2 separate regions of the Homo sapiens genome follow, and region 1 is linked to region 2. Evidence: chromatin loops called from intact Hi-C (ENCODE). Cell type or tissue: IMR-90. All regions are shown on one strand. Links, peaks and the distances in the headings refer to the core of each region. The heading gives the core; the rest is flanking DNA. Region 1 overlaps DYM (dymeclin). Region 2 has its middle 63 kb from the start of CTIF.

Region 1 (2,919 bases), core at 229-2,728, 770 kb after region 2:
AAATGTTGACACATTTCATCAAATAATAGTTTTTAAAATCCATATTTACTAACATCATTGATGTTATAACAAAAGTCTAAATTATTAGGAAGTTGTCAAACTCATGATGCCAAATATAAGTTTTTCGAAATTTTAATTTTGACTTGAAAATTTTTTTTATTGGCAACCAACACTGGCAGTTTCCTCTCTGCCAAGACTGTCTCATGTTCTTTCGTGTAAAAATGCTATTCCATCAGAAAAGTGGCTAGTTCAGCTCACAACTCTATCACACACCTGCTTTTCCTCAAGACAATCATTGGAACCCAGTATGGAGTAGAAGTGCATTATGTGAGCTTCTAGTTTTACAACAGAAAATATCAAAAAGATGTACTCAAGGGTCAAGATTTATAACAACTAATCATTTTTACTATTTCGCCAAGGACATTTTTCAGTGAAGATGGTTTTTATTTTACCACAAATGTGTGTGTGGTTGTGGAAAATATAGTGAGTACTAGTACAGTTAGGCACCACTTGATTTATGCTAAGGTCTCAGCAGTTTTACCCCAACTTTGCTATTGTACCCTTGATGCAAATGTCAGCACAGTGGAAATGGCAAATGATGTCTTATTATAAAAGGCTTAGACTCCATGGACTCTCTGTGGCCCACAGAACACACTTCGAGAATCAATGCACAGAAGTGATCCAAGACTGCACAGAAACTTTATATAGTGGACATTCTACTCACTCACAACTGAGAATCTGAGTGCAGGTATAAGGTAGATGATGTCTGCCTATCCTTTTCAGCTTTATCAATGTCAGGTCTGCCAAAAAGAACATTTCTACGCTAGGGTCAAACTTGGATTTCAATTTCAGCTCCACACTATTAGCTACATGACCTTGGCTAAGTTTCAGTCTGAGTCTCAGTTTCCTCACCTATTAAACAGAAATTCTGTACCTTATAGATGGCTAGACTTATAATTAAATAAGACAGCATCCATATAACACTGACTAGCAATATGAGTGATAGAGTAAGCCCCGAACTCAATCAGATTCTAAATGACTAAGGACCAAAACTATGGCTAATTTCCATGTTTTGGAAGATGGTGGTAACCTGATTTTATTTTTCTCTCCACCACTTGTAGAGGGACCAAATAATAAATGGATATTCATAAAAATGTACCTCTTTACATAATGCAATTCTGATAGATGAAATGATGTCAGGAATTGCTTCCAAATAATCCAGGGTAGGGAGAAAAAGGAGGGGAAATAAATGAAATAGTTTGTCAAGAACTGATATCTGCCGAAGGTAGGGGCTGACAATCTAAAGTTTCATTATATAATTCTCTTCAAACATATTTCGAATTTTTCAAATTAAAAAGGAAAAAGCTGATCACTCATTTGAGGCTTCTATAATAATTATGCTTCGACTGTCGTTAAGTTAATAATGTACAAATTCAGTTTCTACGATAAGTCACCTTCTACGCTGCGAGTTATCAACCATTTTCCCAGCACTACAACATGCACCACACATGTTCTTCAGGCGTCTTTCTGCAAAGATGAGTCAGACAGGCTGCCTGGAGTTACACTCCACTTGCTCTCACCCCACCCCACCATTCCACTGTGGCTGAGAACTGCTGATCTAATTTAAAGTAATCTGGGCTGGGTGCAGTGGCTCACGGGTGTAATCCCAGCACTTTGGGAGGCCGAAGCAGGCAGATCACCTGAAGTCAGGAATTTGAGACCAGCCTGGCCAACATGGCGAAACCCCATCTCTACTAAAAATACAAAAAAATTAGCTGAGCATGGTGGTGTGTGCCTGTAGTCCCAGCTACTTGGGAGGCTGAGGCATGAAGATCGCTTGAAACTGGGAGGCGGAGGTTGCACTGAGTGGGAAGTGCCACTACACTCCAGCCTGTGTGACAGAGTAAGACTCCGTCTCAAAAAATAATAATAACAATAAAAATGCATAAAGTAATCTGAGTATTTCAACCATCTTATAACTGTAATATACATTGAAAAATAAAGTTTCCTGAGTAAGAAAACAAATTAAAATTGGATGAAGGTCAGCTTGACACACAGCCTCTAGATGGGTTGTATTTTAATACATGGTTTATTTTCATCACCTTGTGGGAGTCAAGTTCGATGAAGGAAGTTTTGCGTCTTCTGTAGGTCACTGAAAGGGAAGTACACCCAAAAACGTCAAGTTATAACTAGCGTTATTTTTGTTTGTTTGTTTTTGTTTTTTGAGACGGAGTCTAGCTCAGTTGCTCAGGCTGGAGTGCAGTGGCGCCATCTTGGCTCACTGCAAGCTCCGCCTCTGGGGTTCACGCCATTCTCCTGCCTCAGCCTCCCGAGTAGCTGGGACTACAGGCGCCCGCCACCACGCCCGGCTAATTTTTTTGTATTTTTAGTAGAGACGGGGTTTCACCGTATTAGCCAGGATGGTCTCGATCTCCTGACCTCGTGATCCACCCGTCTCGGCCTCCCAAAGTGCTGGGATTACAGGCGTGAGCCACCGCACCCGGCCTATACCTAGGGTTTCTAAAGGAAGCTTAGGGAACGGCCAAGAGCCAGATGGACAGAGAAAAGAGCTGCCTCCTCGCTACTTTAAAAGAGGAGACCTGCTCCTCTTCCCAGATATAACTCAAGCATCAATCATCTCACTGGTAAGGCTTCCGTGACACTCAGGTGAGCGGGCTGCCTTCTCCTGGGTCCCACTTTCATCACAGTAAAACACAGAGCCTGCTAGACAATAAGCTCTCTGAAGACAGCATGAGTCTATGGTGTGAATTGCCAATGCCTGGAGATGTCTGACACATGGTAGCCACACAGAAAATATCTGATAAATGATTATATGTCCCCTAAATACCTACTCTTGTTTAAAATACTCCACGAAGAAATCATTGTTAGGGCTGGGCGTGGTGGCTCACGCTTGTAATA
Region 2 (2,919 bases), core at 313-2,812:
CCCTTCTGGAATGGGAATGTTCATCCTATGCCCTTTCCACCGTTATATTTTGGAAACACATAATAGTCGGGTTTCACAGGTTCATAGCTGGTGAGTAGTTTTGCTCACAATGAATTGTAGCTCGATTTTCATCCATACCTGATTTTGATGATATTTAGTTGAGATTTTGGTCTTTAGAACTAGAGTTGATGCTGGAATGAATTAAGACTTTTGGGACTGTTGGAATGGAATGAATGCATCTGCATGTAAGAAGGGCATGAACTTTGTGGGAGGCAGAAGTGGAATGAAATGAGCAGAATATCTGTATCCCCTCAAAATTAACATATTGAAACTCTACCCCAAATGTGATCGTATTTGGAGATGGGGTCTTTAGGAGATCATTAGCATTAGTTGGGGTCCTGAGGATGGGGCTCTCATGAGGAGACATCAAAGAGCTTGCTATCTCTCTTTCTCTCCCTGTACAAGCACAAGGAAGAGGTCACGTGAGCACCCAGAGAAACAGTAGCTACCTGCAAGACTAGAGAACAGTCTGCAGAATGAAACCTCCCTGGCTGGCACCTTGAGCTTGGACTTCCTGGCCTCTAGAACTTTGAGAAAATACATTTCTGTGGTTTAAGCCACCAAATCTATGGTATTTTGTTATGCAGCCCAAACAGACAAATACAGACACATACTCTATGACATATTTATAAAAAGGTTTAAAACATACAATTTTACCATATGTTGTTTAGGAACACACACATATGTAATAATAACATAAATACATCCATGGGAAGTATAAACACCAAATTTAGGAGAGTGGTTCTTTTTGCAGGGTAGGGGAAGGGGAAATGCAACTGAAGGAGGGCCAGGAAGCCTCAACTATATTTGCTATTTTATTTCCTAAGGTGAATGCTATGTCGTTTTCTAAATCTTTTTTATGTCACAAGAATATTTTTAAAAGAAAAGATTGGCTCCTCGTAACATCATCAAGGCACTGGATCAAATCTTACCAAGTTATATGAGCCAACACACCCCATAATTGTTTCAGCCAGTAGGAGTATAATTTGTTTGTTGTTGCAGTCAGAGGCTCATCAGAAATCTTGTCTTCTCCATGAGGCCTCACCTAACTACTGCAGATCTGGAATAGCCCTGTCTCTCACCTGCTATAAACTACGATGGCTTTCACTTGGTTCAATATTGTGTGGATTTATTCCCTATTTATTTCATGTGCGGTTATCCACCATAAAATCATAACAATAACAACAATAGCTACCATTTATTGGGTGCTTCCTGTGTGTCAACAACACAGTGCTTAACTTTGTCACATCCAAGTACTAACCAGGCCTGACCCTGTTTAGCTTCTGAGATCAGACAAGTTCGGGTGCATTCAAGGGGGTATGGGCATAGACTCAGCACTTCGCTTTCTACATCCATCATTTTAAACCATCCTCACTATTACTAACTCTGTTTTTGCACACAAGGAAACTGGAGCTCAGAGATGCTAAATGATTCATCCGAGGTCACACAGCAAAAAAAGTGCCAAGTCCAATCGTTTTCTGCCAACTCCTCAAAGCAGAAAACTGTCTGCTTTCCTACATCCCCCACCACGACCTGAGGCTAGGTCCACCCGTGTGAGCTGATACAGCAACAGACTCTTTGTCCCCAGAGGTTGTTCAGAACAGAGCCTTGGTGACAAGGACCAGCTGCAGGGTGGATGAGCAGGGCTTCCCATTGGTGAAGGCTGCCCTGGCATGGCTCGAGAGAGCCTGTTGGCCTCATTGTGCACTCATGGGCCACAGTGGTTCCATCCTCCGGGTCTCCACCTGATCCCAGACACAGGCACTCAGACTTGCTGGAGCACTTGCTATCAGCTCCCACTAGGTGTCTCTGTTACTTTATTTTTTGTGTGCCAGAAGGCAAACCAAGGCCACTTACTTAAAACTATTCAAATCCAGATAAACGGGCTGCCTGGAACTCTGTGGTGGCCTCAGAGAAACCAGACTTCTACAGTCAGAACCTGTGGGCTTGAGAAGGAGAAGATAAAATAGCTTACATTTACTGAAGGCCTTTTGCACATCAGCCAGTTTACATACTTTAATATTAACAATAGTTAACACTAAGTAATGTTTTGTATGCACAAGGCACTCTCATGTGCTTTTTGCAAATATTAATGCACTCATACCTCATAACAACCCATAAGTACAGAGGTACGAAGGGTTAAGTAACTTGCTTAAGGTCACACAGCTAGTACACAGCATGGTCATTTGGATCATTCAGGTCTCATAACTACCCTGCAAAATACATGTTGTCATCCCTATTTTACATATGTGGAAACCAGGCTCAGAAAAAGTAAGAGGCACAATGTTATACAGCTAGACAGTGGCTGAAGCAGAATTCAAACTTAGGTCTATTTGACTCAGGTCAAAATATGAGTTGGCCCCATTCCCTGAGAAGGAATGAAGACCAGATCATAGGTAGGATCCTGTGTCCTTGACCCCATGTGGGTCACACACACGGCTCTGCAGACTCCACAAAGGACTGTGCAGACCCACTTCTCTGTAGACAGGGCTGAGATGTTCTGAATTCTACCAGGAATTGCTTTGAAAGTAAGGGAGGGGCGACAAAATATCATCTTTGCATGTAAAACCCCTCTACGGATGTATAGAGAGAAGCAACTCCCCACTCCAATTCAGGAGGATGAGGGAGAATTGACTTAGAGGGGGTAGGTTTTGGTTAAAGCCAGCAGAGGTTGCCATAGGTGGGATCTGAGGGTATCTGTGGAAGGCCTCAAAATTGCTCCCTTTAGACTGGTTGGCTTCACTGCTGAATTCTACGAATTTTAAAGAACTAATACTATTTTTTTCTGCAACTATTCCAGAAAATTGAAGGCAAAGGAATTCTTCCAAACTCATTCTACAAGACCAGCATTACCCTGAT

What was found. A loop is a pair of places that touch in the nucleus more often than their neighbours do. Peaks named below come from ENCODE experiments on the same cell type or tissue, not always from the same donor. Only the 100,000 strongest peaks of a DNase experiment are listed, where the experiment ranks them.
Region 1: a loop joins it to region 2, with 7 times the contacts of the local background. A loop is called at or near these places in 7 of 110 quality-filtered maps.

Annotation. Positions count from the first base shown.
Region 1 is chr18:49,240,494-49,243,412 of GRCh38, forward strand. The region is part of intron 13 of DYM (dymeclin); the gene reads right to left. Among named protein-coding and RNA genes, the nearest start is that of MIR4744, 190 kb to the left of the region's middle. In IMR-90, for the core only: no CTCF peak of the experiment used is centred there; a DNase peak (open chromatin) is centred at 1,568.
Region 2 is chr18:48,474,210-48,477,128 of GRCh38, forward strand. It overlaps the pseudogene RNA5SP456. Among named protein-coding and RNA genes, the nearest start is that of CTIF, 63 kb to the right of the region's middle. In IMR-90, for the core only: a CTCF peak has its summit at 1,865 (motif pointing right); a DNase peak (open chromatin) is centred at 1,892; H3K27me3 peaks cover 251 bases.